Regions from separate parts of the Homo sapiens genome. Here region 2 is linked to region 1. A link is a loop called in an ENCODE intact Hi-C map of the cell type or tissue named here. Cell type or tissue: GM12878. All regions are shown on one strand. Links, peaks and the distances in the headings refer to the core of each region. The heading gives the core; the rest is flanking DNA.

Region 1 (12,212 bases), core at 1,725-9,724:
TTGGTAGGTTAGATGCTACTTAGCTCGTGCTGGGTAGCTTTGGCCACATGTCACTTGTCAGATGCTCTGTCTCTATTAGGGAAGTGGCGTGCCAGGAGCTCTTTTCAAACAGTGTTAAGGTCTCCTCTGCAGATGGCATGGCCTTGCTCCGGGACTCTGGGGTCTACATTATGATTCTCTTGTTGGAGCTTGCCATAAGCTCCACGTGGTGAATTCTTCCACCACAGATAACTAATATCAATAGGGTCTCCTCAATCATTTGGCCCAAGCAGTATGGCATTTCATCTTACACCTGCTGTGACTCAGAGCTGACAGCCTTCCATGTTACCTGGTAAATTGGTCAGAGCAATATCACTAAGTACTGCCTCTAGAACTTGAAGAGGCCTCCCAGGCATGGGGCTTCTTTCTTAATGGTAAGAGGTGAGATGCAGTAACTTGTCGTTTATCTCTGGGGGATGTTGCTGCATGTCCAAAACCTCTGGATCCCTAAATATTTTACTTATATGACTGTGATACATCTTTTTCAGGCATTACATCAGGTGGCACATGATGTTGACATGTGTCATTACTAGAGATGTTAACTCTGACCACTTGGTAGAGACAGTATCTTCAGGTTTCTCTTCTGTGAAGTTTGAGGTTTCCCCCAGTAATTAATAAGTATCAGATGAAGAGGTGCATTGATACTGGTACAAATATGCCCTTTATCATCCTACTTTACCCACTGATTTTCGTATTCATTGGTGATTGTTGCCAATAAAAATTACTACCATGGTATTTGCCAGATGATGATTTTTCCATTTCCACCTTTCCATGTGTATTAATTGAAATCTTCTATAAGGAAGAACTGTTCCTTCTCCCCCATTTCTTTATTTAATCAATTATTTTATTTATATCACTAAACAGAAGTGAATGAATACAATTCATTACCATCATTGCTCAAACGATCCCAGATTTGGCCACTGGGAGCTTTTTCATGGTGCTCCCATCATTTTTTGAGCACTTCTCTAAAAGTAAACACCACTTATTGCAATTGGTTAAGACCACTGTTTCTTTCCATTGCAACTTCTCCATCATAGTCTTGCTGATGCCAGGTAGTGTTGTAGTGTCCATGGACATTTTGGGTATATTGGTTAAGGGGAGGTTGAATTGGCACATATTAATTTACATCCATTGGGATATAATTATGTGTTTGGAAATCACTGTCACTTTCACGTATAAAGGAATTGTTATTGGCTGTCTGGTATAGGTTTTGGTTTGTTGTTGTTGTTATTGTTATTCTGAGATGGAGTCTCATTCTCTTGCCCAGGCTGGAGTGCAGTGGCACAATCTCAGCTCACTGCAACCTCTGACTCCTGGGTTGAAGTGATTCTCCTGTCTCAGCCTCCCTACTAGCTGGGATTACAGGCGTAAGCCACTGCGCCCAGCTAAGTTTTGTATTTTTAGTAGAGATGGGGTTTTACTATGTTGGCCAGGCTGATCTCGAACTCCTGAACTCAGGTGATCTGCCCACTTTGGCCTCCCAAAGTGCTGGGATTATAGGTGTGAGCCAACGTGCTCCGCTGGCTGTCTGGTATAGGAATGGCTTCCAGGAATACTTCTGTTCAAAACGTGTAGGACCCAAATTTCATTTTAACATGAATGTGTCTTATGGCACCCAGGTAATATTTGCAGGTAACATTTGGTCTACCATTATAAATCTGTTCAAGCCCTGACACATAGATACAACAATCTTTGAGAAAACGTAGGCCGGGCGCGGTGGCTCACGCCTGTAATCCCAGCACTTTGGGAGGCCAAGGTGGGTCGATCATGAGGTCAGGAGTTCAAGACCAGCCTGGCCAACATAGTGAAACCCCGTCTGTACTAAAAATACAAAAATTAGCCGGTGTGATTAGCCAGGTGTGGTGGCACGTACCTGTAGTCCCAGCTACTCGAAAGGCTGAAGCAGGAGAATCACTTGAACCCAGGAGGCAGAGGTTGGAGTGAGCTGAAGCCACACCACTGCACTCCAGCCTGGGTGGCAGAGCGAGACTCCATCTCAAAAAATAAAAAATAAAATAAAATAAAAATAAATTTTAAAAATGTATTTTTGAAGATTCAGAAGAGAAATTCAAAGACAAATAAGTAGCAAGGTGTTTACTTACAAGTTTATAAAGCTCAACAAGCCATTTGAATTCAATTTGGAATGACATTTTTGGAACATTTCAAGAAAAGAAATAAGAGTACAGACTCCCAATTTTGGCATTTACGATGGGTATAATCTTTTGTCATCTTTAAGTGTATTTATTCAGAAACTCAGAGAAATTTCAGAGAAAAAGTTAATGGAGCAAAAAAGAAAAGAAATGAGATACATAGAAATTATTCAGACATCAAGGATAGAATTACAATAAAATACTGTTTAATCGCATCAAAAGCAGTAATTCAGTAAAAGGAAGAGATAACTTTCCAATAGAATAATAGTGAATAGACTCCCAGATCATTTAATAGTCCAGTTAATGAAGAGAAGTGAATCATATGAACACACTGGAGAAAGATTTACATTTCCTACTGTCTCAATATGAAACTGGCTCTTCTGAGGATAACACACAACTCCTCATGTATCTCCACAATGAGAACGGGGATGACTAACTGGTCAATGAATCAATGAGTCATTCTCAAGTCAAAGAGTGTTTAAGGAGATAGCTGCAGAAGGCTTGCAGTCATACAGGAAAGATATTCTGTTAAGTTTTCCCCAAATTTACAACAATCCTAAACATTTAAATGGCATGTTTAATAATGAGTTGTGAAGCTAAAAGAAACTTTTGAAAAAATCAATGAGAAAATATTAATAATTTGAACCAAACATGCTAGACGTCAGACTGAATTGTCTTCTCTCTGCAGAACTATTACAAAACTGTTGCCATTTGAAGAAGTGATCTAGAGAGTGTGTGACCCAGAAAAGCAGAAAAATATATTTTAGTCATATGTCAGGCAGTTAATAAAACATTTTTCTGAATTTTGTGATATTCATGGTACTTATCAGCATTTTTAAGATTTAAAATTTGTTGTGATTTCTTTAATCATTCTAAATAAATGGTGACTTTCAAATCTCACTTTGAGCTAGGTGTGGTGACGTGCACCTGTTAGTCCCAGCTACTTGGGAGGCTGAGGCGGGAGGATTGCTTGGGTCCAGGAACTCAAGGTTGCAGTAAGCTATGATCATACCATTGCAGTCCACTCTGGGTGACAGAGCGAGACCTCCACTGTAAAAAAAATTTTGTAAGCCTCACTTTGTATTCATAATTTGATATTCTTTTTCTTTAAAAAGGTCCCCAAATTGTACAACTTTCAGCCCTCATGAAATCAGAATTTGCCTCTTCCTTGAGATCTCAGAAAGCACAAGTTCCCAAAAGCATGCCCCACCCTTTGGAAAGGGCTTCCCCCGACCTGGGGATCAGAGTCATGACTGTGCCTCCAGTGCATGCAGGCACATCACATGCAGGAAGCTGGTAGGGTCATGTCTTTCCCTCTTTCCCACAGGTGAGAGGAAATCCCAGCAAAACAGCTTGCAAATCTCCCACTGTACAGTCAGGACCTCTACCCCTCACTTCCCATTCATTAGACATAAAATGATTGCCGTATTTATGTGTGTGTGTCCAACAGATCTGCAAGAAGTGTGACTCTCTGCTGCCAGTTTGATTCTCCAAATGGAAACTGGTGGTGGTGGCAGCCGGGGGTGAGAGAAGAGGGTGATGACAAGAAATTGTATCAAGCAGAAGGGCTTATTAATATCAATATTTCTCACCATGATAAATGAGTGTCCTGGGGGCTCTGAGGGTCTGACAGTTTTCATTTGCTCCAGATGAAGTCCTCACAGGGCCTCTGCTTTTCCAGCCTGGGATAGATTTGCTGAAATCACAAACCCACAGCAGTCTCAAGACCATGGGTTCCTATAAAATCACATGTAATACACAGGATTAAACAAAAACCACCCCAGTATGGTGTTTCCATCTTTCTAGCTCATCATTCTGTCTTTGGTTAGAGTGAAGCCTCATTTTTCTCATCTTAACTCCTGTCCTGTTTCCTTTCCTAGAGTGCCCTTCTCCCACCTCTACCTTCCCCAACCATAACCTCCTTCAAGAACCGGTTCAGATAAAGCCTACTCAGGTAACACCCCTATAGCCCCAGCTCTCTCCGTGTGTCATGCTTGTCTTTGTCTTTTTAGGCCACTATCATGAAATACCATAGATTTTTCACAGTTTCACATTTATTTTTCACAGTTCTGGAGGCTGGAACATCAAAGATCAAGGCACCAGCAAATTTAGAGTCTGGTGAGACCCACTTTCTCGTTCATAGATGGCACCTTTTTTTGCTGCATTCTCACATGGTGAACTGGGCAAATGGGCTCCCTTGGGCCTCTTTCTAAGGGCACTAATCCCATTCAGGAGCTCTCCAGTCTCATGACCTAATTACCTCCCCAAAAGATCTAACCTCCTAATCCCATCACCTTGGGAGCTAGGATTTTAACATGAATTTTGAGAGAACATGATCATTTAGACCATAACATTGCTCTCTATTCCTCTACAAAAGGGCAACTCTTGCTCTATGCCTCAAACTTAGCTATTTTTGTACCTAATTTATCGCTTCAGGACTGAAAAATTTTTAAGGTCAGGACCCAAGCCTGAGTCACCACTGTGTCCCCACTGGGATCAGCACAGTGTCTGTGCTTGATAAATAAATGTTAAATGATTGGTTCCATTGACCGTGAGCCTTAATTTTTCTAGTGTGTACAAAGCACTCAGCCCAGGGACTGAGACATAGCAGATGCTCAGTAAATGGTAGCAGTTTTTGTTTCTATAACAGCTTTCAATGCAGCTCTAAGATGAGCTAGATCCAGAAGGGAAGGCACTACTGAGTTGCAGTGAGGAGTATTCTGAAGCTGGGCTGCCTCCCTTTAAATCCTGCTCTGCTGCTTACTGGCTATGTTTCCTTGGGCAAGTTATAACCTATTTGCACTATAGTTTCCTCCTCTGTGAATAGGGGCAATAATTCTGAGCTTTTGTGGGGATTAAATGACTTAGCACATACAAAACACATGGAAGAGGATCTGGCAGCCTGTTTAAGTGCTATGTCAGCACTAATTATTACTGTTACTGCTACGATTGTTATCTAGTGGCTCAGGACTGGTGCCATCCATTTCTCAAAATCTCCCAGAATCCAGCCCCTCTTGGATTGGTGCATGCAGGACTGTGGCCTAATTCCAGGCTATGACATTGGGATTTAATAAAAAAAATATATTTTTCCTCTTCCCACCCCTCCCCGTTTTCTGGCACATAGCTCATAAACCCCTTGTGACAAGTGATAAGTGTCATTCTGCATGCGAGTGAGATGACCAAGGGCTGGAGGCTCCTGGACAGCCTTGGGGTGAGGACTGGTTACCAGGGGAACTCACCATGTGGTTAGAGAGTTGGAACTTTCAGTCCCACTACACCCTCCCCCGCCCACCGCCTCAGCAACCAACCTCCAGGGAGGGGAAAGGGGGCAGAAGTTTGAGTTAATAACTAATAGCTAAAGATGTAAACAATAAGCCTCCATAAAACCCCAAAAGGACTGGACTGGTTTCTGAGAGCTTCCAGGTTGTTGAGCACGTGGAGGTTCTGGGAGGGTCCACACCCAGAGAAGGCATGGAAGCTGACCCCTTCCCCATACCTTGCTCTTTGCATCTCTTCCATTTGGCTGTTCCCGAGTTGTATACTTTGTAATAAGTGGGATTTCCACCCAACAACAATTCAGCCACACTGCTTCACACATCTAGAATCCATCCAAAATTGTAAAGGCTTTGTGGCACTACAGTGAAACAGGCAAGAACATCTTCCAAACATGTAAGTAGAGTGTTTCCCTGAGTTCTGTGAGCCATTCTAGCAAACGATTAAACCCAATGAGGCAGCTGCGAGAACCTTCCGTGTAGCCAGGTCAGAGAGAAGTTGCGGGTAACCTGGGGACCTACTACTCGCGATTGATGTCTGAAGTGAGAATTGGTCTTGTGGGACTGGGATCTTAACCTGTGGGGTCTGCACTAACTCTAGCTACTGTCAGAATTGAATTAAATTGTAATTCAATTACAATTAAATCTACAGAGAATTAGAGAATTGCTTGATGTGGGGGAAAACCCCACACATTTTGGTGACCAAAAATGTTGTGAGAGTACAAAAGAGAGCATAAAGCAGTTTTTTGTTTTGTTGTTTTGTTTTGTTTTGTTTTGTTTTCCTATAGACAGACTATGTCTCTTCTCCCGGGCCCCTCAAAAGGTGCTGCCTCCCCTTCTTCTCTCTTTAGCCAGCACAAGAGCACACAGGAGGCCGGCATAATCACGAATTGCAGCTGTCTGAAGGGCAGTCACATAAAAGAGGAGAAGCTTCACCTTTGCTTCACAAGGCACATCTTGAACCAGGGATGGAAATTACAGAGAGGCCAAAACCAGCTCGGTGTGAGCAGGACTGGTAACAGACTGGCCAAGCAACAGAAGGGGCTGCCCTGTGAAGAAGCAAGCTCTCTGTCAATGGGAGGTGCAAGCTGAGCCTGCACTACCTTTTGTCACGGTTGCTATGGAAAAGATTAAGAGCCCGGTATTAACTATCTATTGCTACATAACAGAATACCACACAACTTAAAAGCTTAAACAACACATTTTTATCATGTCACAATGTTTGGGGTCAGGGATTCTGGAGTGGCTTAGCTGGGTGGGGTCTCCGGGTTGGTCTCTCGTGAGGCTCCAGTCTAGATGTTGGCTGGGGATGCAGTCGTCTGTCAGCTTGGCGAGGGCTGGATGATCTGCTTCCGGAATGGCCCACTCACATGGCTGTGGGAAACAGGCCTCAGCCCCTCTCCATGTGGCTTCTCCATAGGGCTGCTTGAGTGTCTGCATGACATGGCAGCTGGCTCCCTGAAGAGCACGTGATCCGAAAGAGAGAGCAAGACAGAAGCGCAGTGTCTTCAACAGCATATCTTTGAAAGTCATATTCCACCGTTTTCACTACATTCTATTGATAAGTGAGTCACTCAGAATAGCCTACATTCAAGAGGAGAGGAATGAGGCTGCATTGAAGGGAGCACACTGCAAAGAATGTGTGGATTTATTTTAAAACCACTATAAGCCCCTTCAGTGCTGAGTTATTGTGATGCCTTATGCATTCCGAAGCCAAACGTGGATGTGATTTTAATTAGCAGCGATGCTAAGCTCTTTTGCTAATGCTACTAAAAAACACAGGAGTCTCTGCATTGTTCCATCCCCAGTAGGTAGCTTAAGATGCTCTATTTAATTCAGTACAATACAGATTTATTAACCACTCTCTCTGTCTGTAGGGCCTGGCTGTTCCCACCTCAAACCACTTCTTAGCTTCATTTGTTCTCATAACAACAGGATAGCCCTTCCTCCTCTGGGGGCCTGGGCATCAGCAAGTCGGATGGCAGTGGAAGGTGGAGAAATGGAATCCTGCTGGGGGCTCAGGAGGCCTGCCCCCTGATGCTGCCGTGCACTGCAGATGTCCTTGATGAAGAGAATGAATGGAAGGTATTGGAAGGGAGCTGAAGTTCAACAAATGACCACCTAATGAAAAAGTCAGCAGTGGATTGCTTGAGATCTTGAGCACCCTGTACTGTTATTAGTATTTATAAACATGTTTGAAAGATGTTCCCTTCCTTCACTGTAGTGCCAGAAAGCCTTTAACATATTGGGTCCGGTCTAGATTTGTAAGGAAGTATGGCTGAATTGTTATCGGGTGGATACAGTTTACATGTTTAAAGGTTAGTTTTGTTTAATAGTCAGATTTCTATAGCCCAGGGGACGAGGTGGTGGCTACAGTGCAGAATGGTCTCAGGGGGACATGTATGTATAATGCAATGGCATCTGTTTATCTTACAGCTGTCTTTCTCAATGGCAAAAGGGCATACTGCTGTTATTGTCAGTGAGGGGTCAGTAGGTAAGAGAGAGAGAAATGGTAACAGAAAGTGCTTCCTTAAGTGAAATTAGGGGAGTGTGTATGTGTGTGTGTGTGTGTGTGTGTGTGTGTGTGTGTGTCTTTGGGGTGGGGGAGTGGTAAATGCATATTTAGTTAGCGAAAGTGCCAGGCTTACAGTATCTCTAAAATTAATGCTCATAGCGGCCATATAAATAAGTATTATTATTCTTTTCAGTTTAAATGATGAAACTCTGGGGATCAGCGTAAAGTAAACCAACATACTGCATGTAAGTATCAAGTAAATGAGCAGAGACAGCCCCTGGTTTACAAACACCTGACTTAAGCATCGTCCATCCTACAGGTAAATTCCTCATTCTTACTGCTGTGAGAACAATTGTTAGGAGCCAAAAACTTCAGAGCTTTCAAAGAACTGTAATGAGATAGCACAATGCAGGCAAAAAGCCAGTGTTAACGGAGCAAGAAACTTCCCAGTTCTGACATTCACAGCATGACCTAGAGCATGCGGATTCCCCTCTCTGAGTCACTGGTTTCTCACCTGCAAAAGAAAGCGGGGTGCGTGTATTTATGGGAGTAGGGTGGGTTTTGGCTAAGCACAGGAGTCATCTGGGTGGCTTCATACACAGATAAAGGGCTCATCCCACCAGGTCGGGCTTTTGAACCCGAAATGTTTGGCGTGACGGTGGGGGCACCTATTCTGAGAAACTACCTCTCCAGGGGTTGCAGTCACACAGCCCTTGCCAATCAGTGTCTGGGAACCAGGGACCTGATCATCTCTAAGGTGCCTCCAAGATCCAGCACTTAATTCCATTTTAGGACAGGGAAGGAGGAAGAAGCTTCGAGAGGCTGGAACAGTTGAGGGAGCGCTGACACGGTAAAGGCCACTTTGCTCATCATCACCAGGCGTGCTGCCGAAAATTTCCACTCTGTTTACTCCCAAGACCTTACTCCTACTATGTGGAGACACATTTGAATAAAAAATTGGCCTCTTTTCAAAGTCAAAATTCTGAGCCAGCTTGAAGGGATTGTTTTTGGTCAAACCTGCATCAATTTGGGCATCAAAATAAATAATGCTACCAATTTATTGCACCCTATTGAATAGAATAGCAAGTCATGAGTCTATGTTCATATAAATAAGTAAAACTGAGGAGAAGGGAAAGCTCTCTTTTATAGTAGAAATCCATCTAATAGGTGTAGAAGAAAATGATAAAGTTAGAAAATCACCATTTGGCCACCATTGTAGTAATCATGGATTCAGCTAAAAATCATCAATGGATGCTGGAACAAATGAGTGAAAGTTTAATGAGGGTCAGAATATTTATATGGCCTCACAGTGTATCCTTATACAATTCTTAATAATTACTGACAAAATTCTTACTAACTTTATGAGAAACCTGGCAGAAACCATCTTCACCTGGTAACAGAAGCTAACAGCACTGCTTGGGTCAAGTGGGCACTGTGTGCCACCTGATAGGATGGACCGAGGACACGGCACTGCTTCCGTGGCATTCCTGCCAAACACATGTGAAGTGCCCAGTCTCAGGACCAAGACAGGAGACGTAACAAATGAATGCAGTGTGTGGTTGTGTATTGCATCCCAAACCAGAAAGGAAAGGGGGTAAAGGAAAGATGGCATTGTTGTTGTTATTTCTTTCTTTCTTTATTTTCTTTTGAGAGAGACGGAGTCTTGCTCTGTCACCCAGGCTGGAGTGCAGTGGTGCGAACTTGGCTCACTGCCACCTCCACCTCCCAGGTTCAAGTGATTCTCCTGCCTCAGCTTCCCAAGTAGCTGGGACTACAGGCATGCACCACCACGCCCGGCTAATTTTTGTATTTCTAGTAGAGACAGGGGTTTTACCATGTTGGCTAGGCTGGTCTCAAACTCCTGACCTCAGGTGATCCACCTGCCTCGGCCTCCCAAAGTGCTGGGATTACAGGTGTGAACCACCGAGCCCAGTCTTCTTGTTGTTGTATTTCTATAAAAAATATTGGGATAATCAGCAAAAGTTGAGTGGAGGCTGTAGATTAGAGAAGTGTGTTGTGTAAACATTAAGGTACTGATTTTGGCCAAGCGTATTGAGGCTATGCAAGAGAGTGCTCTTGTTCTTAGTAGCTTGTCTCAGTCCATTTTCAGTTGCTATCACTGAATGCCAGAGACTGGGTAATTCACAAAGAAAAGAAATGTATTTCTCATAGTCCTGGAGGTTGGGAATTCCAAGGTGTAGGGGCCACATGTGGTGAGGGCCTTCTTGCTGGTGGTGACTGTCTGCAGAGTCCGGAAGTGTGCAGGGCATCACATGGCATGGAGGCAAGTGCATGCAAGTGTCAGCACAAGTGTGTCTTCCTCTCTTTATAAAGCTACCAGTCCCATCACGGGGGCCCTGCCCTGATGACTTTATCTAATCCTAATTACCTAGACTCCACGTCCAATCAACATAGGAATTTTAATTGGATTTCCTAACCTCTTAATACCATCACAATGACAACTAAATTTCAACACATGAATTGGGGGGCGGGAGGCACATTCAAACCATAGCAGAGATGCACACAGAAGTATTTGGGGATATGCTTGCAACTTAGTTCTGAGTGGTTCCGAAAAATAAATATGCGTGTATACATATGAGTGTGTATGTGTGAAGAGACAGAATAACACTGATATGTTTTAAAACAGAGTATCTAGAAAATCTCTTTTGTAACTTTTCCATAAGTGTGAAATTATTCTTTTTTTAAGGTTAGAAAAAAAATTTAAAATCAAATACCCTTAGGTGGGGTTTTGGGTCATCGATCATTTATATCTTACTGCGAATTAGTCTGATCAGATTCCTTCCATTTTAATGAGATCTTGAAACACTTTCGGGGTTAGAATAGTCAGGCAAAATAGCGGTGCTACCATGGAAAACCTAAAAATCATAAAAATACCCAGAAGTGAAGGACAAGGACCCAAGGAAGAAGGTAGAAGAGAAATTCAGAAAATGAGGCAAGAGTGAGTGAGTAGTAGTCCTCAAATTTGCCTGGAGCTGAGAAGACATCAGCCTGACTTCCCTTTCTCGGTCATGCTCTTTTCAAACTGGGCTGCAAATGAGAATCAGCCGGGGTGCCTAAACCCACCCTGCACGGTGAAATCAGAAACCTGGTGGGGAGACTGAGTGTCGGTGTGTTTTGGAAACACCCAGGTGACTCCAACGTGCAGCCACAATGGCGCGCCTCTGAGCTGTCCCATGGAGTCAAAGGGCACTTGCTGAACCAACTAGGACGGCTTCCCACTGGGCCTCGCTACTGCCAAATGCCTGTGGTTAGTTTATTAAGATAATGTAATACATTAAATGCCTGTCCCCCTCTGACTCAGTCTTCACAGGATCACCAGGCTGTTCTTTCTAAAGCATGGGTCTAATCATGCCAGTCTCCTATTCAGAAACCTTTCCTGGATTTCTCATGTCCTGGTCCTGACATATGAGGCTTCCCACACTGTTCTCCTCTTTAAACTTCCACAGTTTTATTTTCAGTGTTCTCAGTGCCACTATATTGTCCTCAGCTCCCCAGCCCCGACATACGCTTTCTCCTGCCTCTGTACCAACATCCACCTTGCCCTATCACCTGGCCAGTTGCTCCTTCTTGCTTCTAATCTTAGACCCTCGAAATCCTCTCATTTTTTCATGTCAAATGCCACTTCCTTCATGAAGTTCCCCTGGATTATTCCAGTTGGATTTAACGTCCTTTCCAGCGCTTTTTGTACCTCTACGATAGTACACAATTATAATCTGCTTCATTTTATTGCTATTTGTTTATAAGGCTGCTTCATCCAGTAAATCATAAAATTACCCAAGGGTGAGGATGGAGCCTAGAATGATGGAAAGGGCTAGAGCTTTGGAAGGTGGTTGTGGTGGGTTTAAAAATGTCTTCACAAATTCTTTGATATGCCTTCCTTCAAGACGTAGAGCTTAATTCTCTCCTATGCCCATTTGAGTGTGCACTGGACTTAGTGACTCACTTTTGTTTGTTCGTTTGTTTTTGAGACAGAATCTTTCTCTTTTGCCCAGACTGGAGTGCAGTGGTGTGATCTCGGCTCACTGCAACCTCCGCCTCCTGGGTTTAAGCGATTCTCCTGCCTCAGCCTCCCGAGTAGCTGGGATTACAGGCACCCACCACCATGCCCGGCTAATTTTTGCACTTTTAGTAGAGACGGGGTTTCCCCATGTTGGCCAGGCTGGTCTCAAACTCCTGACCTCAGGTGATCCACCTGCCTCGGCCTTCCAAAGTGCT
Region 2 (11,058 bases), core at 755-8,754, 53 kb before region 1:
CTAAAGGGAAGATAAGATTGTGCAGGTAGGTGGGGGTGGGGCCATGGAGGAATGTGGATTTTCCTCAACAGGCCGTAGGGGACCACTGCATGTTGCAGGGTTGGGAAATCCATATAATTAGACAAGCGCTGTAGCACATGCTTGCAGGGATATGGAGGACAGTTGGTAGATGGGGGAGTCTGGGGACAAAGGGACCTCTCAGAAAACTAAGACAACAGACCAGGTGAGGGAGGGTGAGAATTTCACCAAGGGCAGGGCAGTGGGGCCCAATGGGACAATGAGAGATGGTGGATACAAGGAATGGCCCAGAAACAAAGTTAACAGGGTGGAGCAATGGATCATATGTGGGGAATGAGGAGGACGGAGTAGAACAGGAGACTGGGTTTCAAGAGAGAAGCCTGAAGACTGTAATGAATCTGCAGCATTCAGAGTCATCAGCCTGCCAGTGGCAGGTGGAGGCCTTGGAAAGGCTGGGCTACCGGGAAAGCACTGTTACTCTAGGAACAGAAGAATCTCCTGGAGAATTTATTAAAAATGCATACCTAACTTTGAGAGTCTGATTCAAAAGGTTAGGAGTGGGTCCAGGAGCTGCATTTTTCACATATACCCCAGGTGATGCTGATGCTGATCGTAGGGCCCTGGTTTGAGAAATACTTATGTAGATAGAGGGTCAACACACCTGACAGCAATAATTGAAGAATACACTCAGAATGGCAGATACACTTGAATGTGTGTTCCAAGCTAGGGAATCCAGGAGTGGCCAACCCGGAGATTCATTCCTTATCTATGATAAACTTCTGAGCCCCTGGCCTGTCCCATGAAACATGGTCCATACAGGGGATTGAGGCCTTGAGTTTTGGGTTAAATGAAGATTGCCAGGTGGAGGTCGTTAGGGGAGGCTGCTAAGTGACAATGTTATGTAAACTGCATGATGTTTGCAGGCAGTTGTGGTTTTCCTGCCCAACCCGCCACCACTGAACTGTAGGCAAGACAGATCTCTTTTCCAGCCTCCCACCACTGGACCACGTGTAAGGTGGTTCTCCTGCCCAGCCCACTGCCACTGGACTCTCTCCCCTCTATGTGAGCCCCTCATAAAACCCCATGTCTCATTTGCTGGCTCTGGGTCTCTTCTTTGGCCTCTTGAACCTGGTGCCTTCCCTATTGAGGTTAGTAGTGGTTCGATGCAACAGTAGACAGTGATGATCATACTAGTTAGTACATTTGGAAAGTCAGTGCATTATCTTTGTAGAAGGAGACAAAGGAGTCAGGGTCGTTAACAGGAGAATCCCATCTTTGACAGGTCAACCAGAGAGAGGACTCTAAGAAGGAAGAAGCAGACAAGTGAGCCATGTGTTGCAGGGAGGTGAGATGAGGCTGAGGGCGTTCTCCAGGTTGTGTTCATGAGGTCTTTATGAACTTGGGGTAGTAGAAGTCAGAGTATGGGAAACTAAGAAATGAATGGGTGTGAGGATGAGAAGGCAGGTAAGTGTAGATGACTGTTCCCAGCAGTGTGGGGGAGGGAAGAGAAGAAAGAAATGACTGTGCCACAGAAGGGGTGGGTGGAAGGGAATGTTCTTGCAGGAGGAAGGAGCCTAGAGGAAGGAGATGGTGGAGAGGGAGAGACAGGAGATGAGCCAAGGAGAAAGAGGGAAGACAATAGCAGAGCATAGTGATGAAGATCAGAGGCTCTTACATCTGCCTTCTAATCCTGATTGCCCCTTACTAGCCAGGCAATGTTGAACAAGTGACCTAATCCCTCTGAACTTCAGTTTTCTCATCTGTACAGCAAGGATAACAACATCCACCCTACTGGATTGCAGGGGAATTACAGCACCAGCACAGTCCCAATCACACCTGACTGGTGCTATTGCTGCTGCTGATTACGGCGGCAATCATGAAGTGAGGGAACAGATGTAATAATACTAGTACTAATGATATCTCACACTAGAAATGCAGAGGGCTTCACTTGTTTTATTTTATTATAAAAATGAAAAACTCAAATAATGAACACGCATATGCTCATCATTCAGATTTAGTAATTCCTAAAATTTTGTCACACTTGCTTCATTTTGTTGTTGTTGAAATGTTTTAAAGTAAATCCTAGCCCCCCTATTATTCTGCCCCTTTACACCTAAAAAACCATGGATTTAAAAAACACTTCTTACATAAACACTATGTCATTACATACCTAATAAATTAGCATTAACTCTTTGGTAGCATCTAATATCCAGTTCATAATCAAGGTTCCCCAGTTGTATAAAAATGATTGGTTCCATTCGAGATCCAAAATCCTGCATTTGGTTCTTATATCTTTGAATCTCTTAATTTGTAACTGTCCCTCCTCCCCTTTTTAAAGGTATTGGATTATTGAAAAAATACAGTGAGTCCATTGCTGGACAGAACGAGCTACACTCTGGATTTGTCTTCCTCACATTGTCCCTTAACTTGTTTCCCTATGCCCCAAAATATTTTCAGCTACAGATGAACTTGAAAGGCTTGATGAGACTCAACTCTTGCGGGAGCTAGCACAGTTCACACTGAAGCCTTGTACTTCATTTGGCAGTGGTCTCAACCTTGGCATCTCATTGGAATCAGCTGGAGGCAGTTTTTAACCATCTCTATGCCCAGGCTACATCCCAGGCATTTAAAATCATAATCAGTGGAAATGGATCCCAGACATCAGTAGTTAAAGCTCCCCAGACAATTCCAATGTGCAGGCAAAGTGCCACCCATTGTATATTTCATCTCATCGGCAAACCCATAGCATTGTTGATGCCATTGTTAGCGATCGTGATAAAACTGAGCAGCAGGATCAGCTTGTGGCAGCTTTATCTCTCCATGGAAAGTCCCCCATTAATAAACCGTCTGATTGTTTCATCTGCTTATGATTTTTGCCTAAACCAAATGGGATTGCAAAAAGATGACTTTCTACTTCTGCACTCTATTCAAATTTTTAAGCTTTTATGAAAAAGAACTTTCCCTTATCAACCTGGGCTTTTTGCTTACCCTGCAATACAATCCAGGCAAGGCAAAATAAATGCTCAATTTTTTTTCCAAGGGGTTAATCTCAAAAAGAATAATCGTATCTCTTTCTGAGATCGTTTGAAGGAGATGGGGTTGAAGACAAACATTCTTTGAGGTGGAGATCACAGTGGGAGGAGGAGTGGGAGGCACATCATAATAGGAGGTCAGGTCACCCTCAGTGAGTGGGGTAGGTGGGAAGAAAATAGAAGCCTGGAATACGTGCTGCTGGGAATGTGGCAGGCAGTTAATTATCATGGAAAGAAGGAGTACCGAATGGCCAAAGATCCAGCTGGGATTAGAGTGTGAGTTTGTGTTGGAACCAGGGATGGCAAATTTCTACAGCAGTGTTCAGCAGTGGAAGAGGATTTACCCAGCCTGGCTAGCACTGGAGTTGCCTAGGTGGGGACTGAAGGATATGGGGGTGAGGGAACTAAGGACCCAGGCAAGGCCACTGTGACAGCAGCGTCACGGTTTCTCAGTTCACATGCGTGGTTTCCCCTGCCTAGAGCATTCTCATGCGGCTGACCTCACCCTTCAGGACTCATGTCAGATGCCCTGGCCTCCAGAAGCCATCCCTGGCTTTCTGTGTCTGAGCAGCTCCTTTTCTGTGCTTCCACAGTCCCCAAAGCCGCCCTATCACAGTTCATATCACCAGCAGTCCAATGTTTACTTGGTTGTGTCTCTTATTAGACTGTAAGTTCTAGTTGAAGCCAGTTGAGTCCATGAGAGAAACAATGTGGGCTTTGGAGAGAGGGGGGTGTTGAGAAATAGCAGTGGCAACAGAAAGAACTCCTAAGAAAACATCACTAAAAACGCCACTATTGATCTCGTAACTGAGGGGGACAGCACATACATAAACTCATGCTTTCAAGTTTTTAAAACATGGCACAGATTGTGCCGGCCCCTTGCACAAGCCCCTCTGAGATGTTTCTAACACATTGGGAATAAAATTGCAAAGGCTCTCCATGCCCCCTGAGGACTTCCAGGCTCTGCTACTGTATTGTCCTGTCTCACTCTGCGCCTGCATTAGTGGGCTTCACGCTTTCTCAATCTCTCCCCATATGAGCCACTGTAGAGCCTTGGCTCTTGCTGTTCCCTCTGCCAGGGAACACTCTTCCCCCAGATATCAGCCTCCCTCTCTCCCTCTCTTCATCTGGTCTCTGCTGAAATATCACATCCTCAGAGACAACCCTCCCTGACCACCCCCTTACTCTCTGCCATTATCTGGCTTTCTTCTTCACGGTGCTGACCACCACGTGGCACTGTATTACTACTCAGCTGCTGATGGCTTACTGTCTGTCTCCCCAAGCAGAATGTGACACCACGATGGTGGGACCTTGTTCTTGTCCCCGCACTGTGTTTTCAGCACCTAGAACAGTGCCTGATGTGTGGTGGATATCCAAACATTATTAGTTGAATGTATGAACACACACCAAGTGCCTTTGAAAGGCAAAGAAAAATTTGAACTAGGAATGGGGTACAAGTTTGTCAGTACCCACAGCACCCCTTGAGCTCCACGGGATGAAGCACTGAGCCCCAAACAGGGGCAGGGCCAGGGCTGGAAGCAGCAGCAATGAGGTTCCATCCTCAGCACTGAGAACAGGGCCAGGGACATGGGATGGGTGAATGGAAGAAACAAGAGCCATGAAGATGCGTGTGAACCATGGGAAGTAGCCACTATGCACAGGGACATTGGGCACGGACACATGTGTTCAGCAAGTGTGGATTAACCCCACCCACACACCTATGGTCTCGATACTGAGTCAAGCACAGAGATACCTAGAGGAAGAAGACAGAAGTCTTCTCAAGTAGCCCGCAGAATAGAGGGGAAAACTGAGACATCAACAAGTAAAATGAGGTGTGACTGGTGCTGAAGTGGCCATATGATGTGGTGGTTACAATAAGCAGTTTGGGCCAGAGAGTAGCTCAGATTATGACTCAACCACACACTATCTGAGTGAGCTTAAGCAAATTATTTAACTTATTTTACAGAAGGGGAAACCAGTGACAGATTGGTTTCCTATAACCAAGGACAAATACCTGTAGATATGCTCAGTAAATCTCACTAAACCAATTATAGATTGGTTTCCCCATCTGTAAAATGGACAGCAATAATACCTATTTCATAGCATTGTGAAGATAATATGAGTGTGTGTGTACATAGATAGATAGATAGATGATAGATAGATAGACAACAGTACTTGGTACATAAGAAGTACTATATAAATGTTGGCTGGTATTTAATATTATTGTAAGAGATGTGTATATATGTGGAGACAGTGAGGGCACAAAGCAAGCAGGGGCAATGCTACCTGGGGTGTGGGAGCGGGCAGAGAAGACTCATACAGGGGAACCCCTGGAGCTGAAGCATGAGAATGAGTAAGTCTGCCACCTGCAGGGGAGAGGGGCCGTGTGAGGGGAGTGGTACGGGGGCTTGGAAAGCACTTGATCATATGTGGAACATCGGTTCAGAGGAGACAAGGGTGTAACAACCTGTCACTGGCAGGAGCAGAGGGTCTGGCCGGAGCAGAGCACAAGGCTTAGACCACCTCTGGAAGGGGCCCTTCCGAGGGGCCTGATTGCTGTTTCCAGCCTGTCCAGTGGAAGCAGCCACAGGATGGCTCCATGTCCCCAGAATAAACCAGGGCCCTTTGCAGCCTGACTGATTTTTCAAAGAAAGAAATGCAATTTGCTGGTGCTGGACAAGACATTAATTTTGTTCTGTGGGCTGCATGAGTCATTTAGGAACAAAGCACGAAATGTAGATACACTTTCCACAGCCTCTGCATGTCACTTCATGCCTGCCCAGGGCTGGACATTATTTCACGCAGCTCAGAAGACACACCATGGGAAAGGCCAGGGCTGGGCCCCTCCGAGCTGGAGAAACTGTGTCATAGACCCCCTGGGTCCAAACTCAACCCAACCCCATTTTGCAAGTTCAAAGAGAGAGGGGAACAACTGCCTCCTTTCATTCCATGGTGGGATTTTGGAGCCAGCAGGTGTGTGCTCCCACCTTGGCTGTGCTTCTTCTCATGTGACCTGGGACACCTCCCAGGACCCCTCAGCTTATCAGGCTTCCCATCTGGAAAGGGTGTGCAGGGACCTCGAATCAGAGCTATGATGAGGATGAATGAGATAGCACAACACTAAGGGCAAATACCTGCAGACTCAGAAATAGTGCTCAGTGAATCTTCATCCTGCTCCTCCCAACAGGTGTGGAGCACGGAGAAGATGGTGTCCTTTCTTATGTCTCTCCTCGAAGCCTTCAGGCCAGCCCCTTCCCTTCTCTGTACCTCAGTGTGGATCTGTGAGAAGAGGTACTCGAACCTGGTTGTCTCTAAGCACTCCATTGCCTTCCAGCGCTGTAGTCTAAACTGCTATGACTGCGAACAAACTTGCCTTGGGTGATGTAAAGAATGTGTTTGTGCCACTAATGGCTCCCAGCAGGTGTGAAATGAATCCAGGTTGTTGGTTCCAGTGGGCAGGTATTATTTGAATTGACAGTTACGTATTTAGGTTATGTATTTAGGGCTGAATCACAGACAGAGGCTGGAGAGAGGAACTAGCCCCTCCTGGGAGGAATGTGGCCCCTCCCAAGCCTACTCTCAGGCTTTATTGGTCCCCTGTGGGAAGAAGATGAAAGGACATTAGCTGTGTCTCAGAACAGGCGGTTTGTACCTGCCTAGAAGCAGAAGCAGAAGGAAGGCCCTCCCCACTCAGAGCTGTGTGACAAAATATCAGCCTTATTTCAGGCCCAGGACAAATTCAGCCTCCTCTAAGAAGTAGGTAGCCTGGCCTTCTTGAAAAAGCACATGTTTCAGACTCAGAATCTTGTCCTGGTTGTACCTCTTACTGGCTATGTGACTTCTGAGCAAGTTATTTAACCTTTCAGAACCTCAGTTTCTTCATTTGCAACATAGGGGTGACAATAATCCCATTCCTCACAGAGTTGTATAGATTAAACAAGGGGAGTATCCTACACATAGTAGGTACTCAACAAATGGCAGCTGTGTGAAGCCTTTCTAGGGCCCCCTCTGGTTGCAAAATCTCATCCTTCTCTATATTTCTATGATAATTGCTCAGTGGCATACTAGAGGCTCAGGACTGGTCATAGATTTGCCTTCATCTCTGTTAAATTCTAAGTTTCTAGGGAGTGAGGATTGCTTTAATTCACATCTGATCCCCCAGTGTGCCTGGCACAGAGTAGGTGTTCAATTAAAGCTTCCTGAATTAAATGGGATTCAAACTCCCAGAGAAGAAACCATATTTCTCTCCTTGCCAACCTCCTCGAACCAGCCTCGCTTCCTGGCTCCTGCTGTCTAGCCAGGTGCCACTGAGCCTGTGTGAGTGTGCAGGCCTGGCCCTCAGGACTGAATATGCCATGGGGACCCAGATCACAGGACAAACTTGTGCAGCGGGAAGGACTCAGGCCAGCCATGACCTGCCCAGGGGCCCATCTTCTGTCTCTTTAGCAATAAATCGTGAGGTGAAACAATCAAGCCCACCACACTCTGTTTAGGCCAAAGTAGCTGTTCTCGTCGTTTCTAATGGAAGCCTCCAGCAGAACATCACAGTTAATTGCAAAGAACGGTGAGTCACACAAAGCGGCCTGGAAGGAGAGGGCAGCCACTGTGAAAGGACAAAAAGTCCCACCAGAAGGCAGCCTAGGACCAGCTCCGGTGTCCGGGGAACTGCAGGGCATTCAGGGCGAAGGGCAGAGAATGATCATCATACACATGCTACCCCTTTAGGTGCCAGGGACCAAACATAGGTGATCATTCTATAATTGCCTTTTATTATTGTATTTGGGGGTTTTAAAAATACAAAACAAGTGCAAATAATATAACACATCTGTATACATAATTATTTCATCCTTGTGGCTGTGCTGTGGAGTGAGACATATCAGCCTTATTTATGGATATGAAAACTGAGACCTAGAGATCTTGTGGTTTGCCCAGTGTGCCAGTGGTAGCTGCACGATGTGACCAGAGCTGTCTACCACCAAAGCTCTTGCTTTGTTCTCTGAGCCATGGTGTGGTCCCATCTCCCACTCAGTGTGGGAATGGCCTCTAACATCCCTGACATTTGTCTTGCAGCCATGGTTTAACCTTTTCCAGCAATGAGGTGCTGATCACTTCACAAGCATAATCCTCCTTAATATCTAGCACTTTGATGATCAGTATATGTATATATCAGGCACTATTCAATGAAGCTATATTGAGCCTTTCTAGGACCGCTTCCAGTTGGAAAATGTTTTTTCTCCACACTTCTATGGCAATTGGTCAGTGCCATAGTACAGCAATATTAACCCTCACAAATACCCTCAGAGGTGGGTACTATTATTTCCTTCCCTTTACAAATGAGAACAGAAAGACTCGGTAACTTACAAAGGTCATGTGACTGTTATACAGTAGGGCTGGGACTTGTCCATGGTTGCTGCCTCCTAACGCAAGACTCTTGTCCACTATTCTGTCAGCCTCCGAGAAGTAGCCTACGTCGCTGCTATACTGCTTGGTTTAAAAGATTTTCCTGGCCAGGCGCGGTGGCTCACGCCTGTAATCCCAGCACTTTGGGAGGCTGAGGCGGGTGGATCACGAGGTCAGAAGATCGAGACCATCCTGGTTAACACGGTGAAACCCTGTCTCTACTAAAAATACAAAAAAAAATTAGCCGGGCGTGGTGGCGGGCACCTGTAGTCCCAGCTACTTGGGAGGCTGAGGCAGGAGAATGGCATGAACCCGGGAGGCAGAGCTTGCAGTGAGCCGAGATAGCGCCACTGTAGTCCAGCCTGGGCAAAAGAGCGAGACTCCATCTCAAAAAAAAAAAAAAAAAGATTTTCCTTAGTCTGATCCAAATCTGCTGCCCTAGAACTTCTACCCATCGGTTTCAGTTTTGCCCTATGATGCAGAAAGATTCTAGTCCCTCTTAGATGTGTTAGTGCTTCAGCTAGCTGCCCACTTGACTCTTCCTCTCCATCTGAATCTTCTCTTTCTTTGTTTCTGATTTCCCTCTATCTCCTGGTGTTGAAGTGCCTTGGTGGGGGCACAGAGCTGGCCCCAGTATTCCAAACATCATCAAAATGACTCTCCAGATTGACTGAGCTTATTGGGAGTCATATCACCCCATGGGTCTTGAGTTGTCTAAAACCTCATTTTCTGTTGAACATGGTGAGTCATGCGACCCTCAACCTGTGCTTATGCACTTAGCTATGAGTCAGGGGGCTCCACGGTCCCACTGGCTCTGCTCTTGCCTCTCCAGAGGGTTCAGTTCAGCAACTGAGCCTCAGCACAAGAGCTTCTACACCACCCCTTGGGGTACATGCCTTTTCTGGTCTTCCTGTTGTTCTGAGAGCCCCATAAGGGTATCCTCATAGATGAGGCTGAGTGAGAGCAGAGCAGAGCACTGATTCACAGCATGACCCCGGGTTGTGGATCATGGGCATGTGGAGTGAAACTCTGTCTCACCTCAAGGCTGCATAGGAAACATACTTAGGGCTATTGCAAGCAATATGAAGGTACCACTCATGGGAATAATGAGGATGGATTGCAAGCTGTCTGATCTGATTCCTCAGCACTTACTTGAATACATAGAGGAAGTTCTTCTCTTAGCCCGTCATTAAGCAGCCATGTCTTGAGGGAGAATAAGGGAGATAGCAGAAAAGTCCTTTGACTTTTTGATCTCTTGGTGACTTGACTCTTCTATCTTGTTGCTTATTTCTAAATAATTCAAAGAATGCCAGGGAAGGAAGTCGTCCTTGGTTTTGGCCAAGTCCTAAAACATGATCTATGCAGAAGAGGAAATTTATTAGAAAGTTATCAGAGAGTTCATGGAAGTGCTGGGAAGTCTGGAAGACTGCTTGGAAACAGGAAGAAATCAGGACAGGATGTACTTGACAGGGTGTTGCTTCTCCCCTCTTGGCATCTTTGTGTTACTCTGCTCAACATTCAAAGTCCCAGGGGAGAATATTATTAGTTGGGCTTAGGTCACATGCCCACATGGCTGTACTGGGATGAGAGAGAAGGAATCCGATGAAAGGAGCCCACAGTAACCCTTCTGCTTCTGTTATTTGGGGGCAAGACACACCAATCTGTCATACACCAGTCTGAAAACAATGGGGGAGAGGATTTCCTAAAAGGAAACTAGGATGTTATTTACTTATTTTTATTTTTATTTTTTTGAGATGGAGTCTTGCTCTGTCGCCCAGGCTGGAGTGCAGTGGTGCAATTTCAGCTCACTGCAACCTCTGCCTCCCAGGTTCAAGTGATTCTCCTGCCTCAGCCTCCCCCCATAGCTGGAATTACAGGCATGTGCCACCATGCCCAGCTAATTTTTTTTGTATTTTTAGTAGAGATGGGGTTTCACCATGTTGGCCAGGCTGGTCTCGAACTCCTGACCTCAGGTGATCCGCCCACCTCGGCCTCCCAGAGTGCTGGGATTACAGTTGTGAGCCACCATGTCCGGCCCTAGGATATTTTCAATTAAGAAAAGAATGCTGGATAGCCAAAGTGAAAATACACACACACACACACACACACACACACACACACACACAAAACCCCGTCCATAAAAACTGGAGCTCAAATAATTCGTAATTATTTAATAAAAGAAAAACATCAGAATCTTTCATCTTTGAAGGCACAAAGAGTTAGTATTCACAGAGGATAGCTATCTTATCTCTCCTCTCTGGAGGGTTCAGAAAATGTTTGATCTCATCCTGGGGAAAGCCAGATGATAACGTTCAATGGAGCAAAGAAAAGGTGCACACAAATTGAGGTGTCTTACAAAACAAATGGAAGTTTCATATCCTGCTACAAAGGGCCAGAGGAATATTTCCCATAAAAGCATTGTTGCGAGGGATGAATGAGATAAGGATGTAGACCTCTGAGTATGATAAATGGTTAGTTCTTCCTATTAGTTGTTGTTTCTGATGTAGAAACAGCGTCTTTCTCCCTATATCTGGTCTAAAATCCAACCTGATAGGAGACGTTTTCGTTTGGGATTATGGAAAGATACAACAGTTCTGGGGGTTGAGTT

The links. Peaks named below come from ENCODE experiments on the same cell type or tissue, not always from the same donor. Only the 100,000 strongest peaks of a DNase experiment are listed, where the experiment ranks them.
Region 2: it touches region 1 in a loop (2.2-fold over the local background); 2 of 110 quality-filtered maps call a loop at or near these places.

The regions. Positions count from the first base shown.
Region 1 is chr3:186,451,731-186,463,942 of GRCh38, reverse strand. It overlaps LINC02052 (long intergenic non-protein coding RNA 2052), which reads left to right. Exons shown (of 8, transcript NR_033844.1): 4 at 6,313-6,602; 5 at 7,339-7,779; 6 at 7,898-7,955; 7 at 8,170-8,507; 8 at 8,769-8,962. Among named protein-coding and RNA genes, the nearest start is that of LINC02020, 17 kb to the right of the region's middle. In GM12878, for the core only: no CTCF peak of the experiment used is centred there; no DNase peak of the experiment used is centred there.
Region 2 is chr3:186,505,230-186,516,287 of GRCh38, reverse strand. No RefSeq gene overlaps it. Among named protein-coding and RNA genes, the nearest start is that of LINC02052, 17 kb to the right of the region's middle. RefSeq lists enhancers at 4,272-4,701, 5,262-5,351. In GM12878, for the core only: CTCF peaks have their summits at 1,841, 5,414 (motif pointing left) and 5,616 (motif pointing right); DNase peaks (open chromatin) are centred at 4,807 and 5,719; H3K27ac peaks cover 983 bases.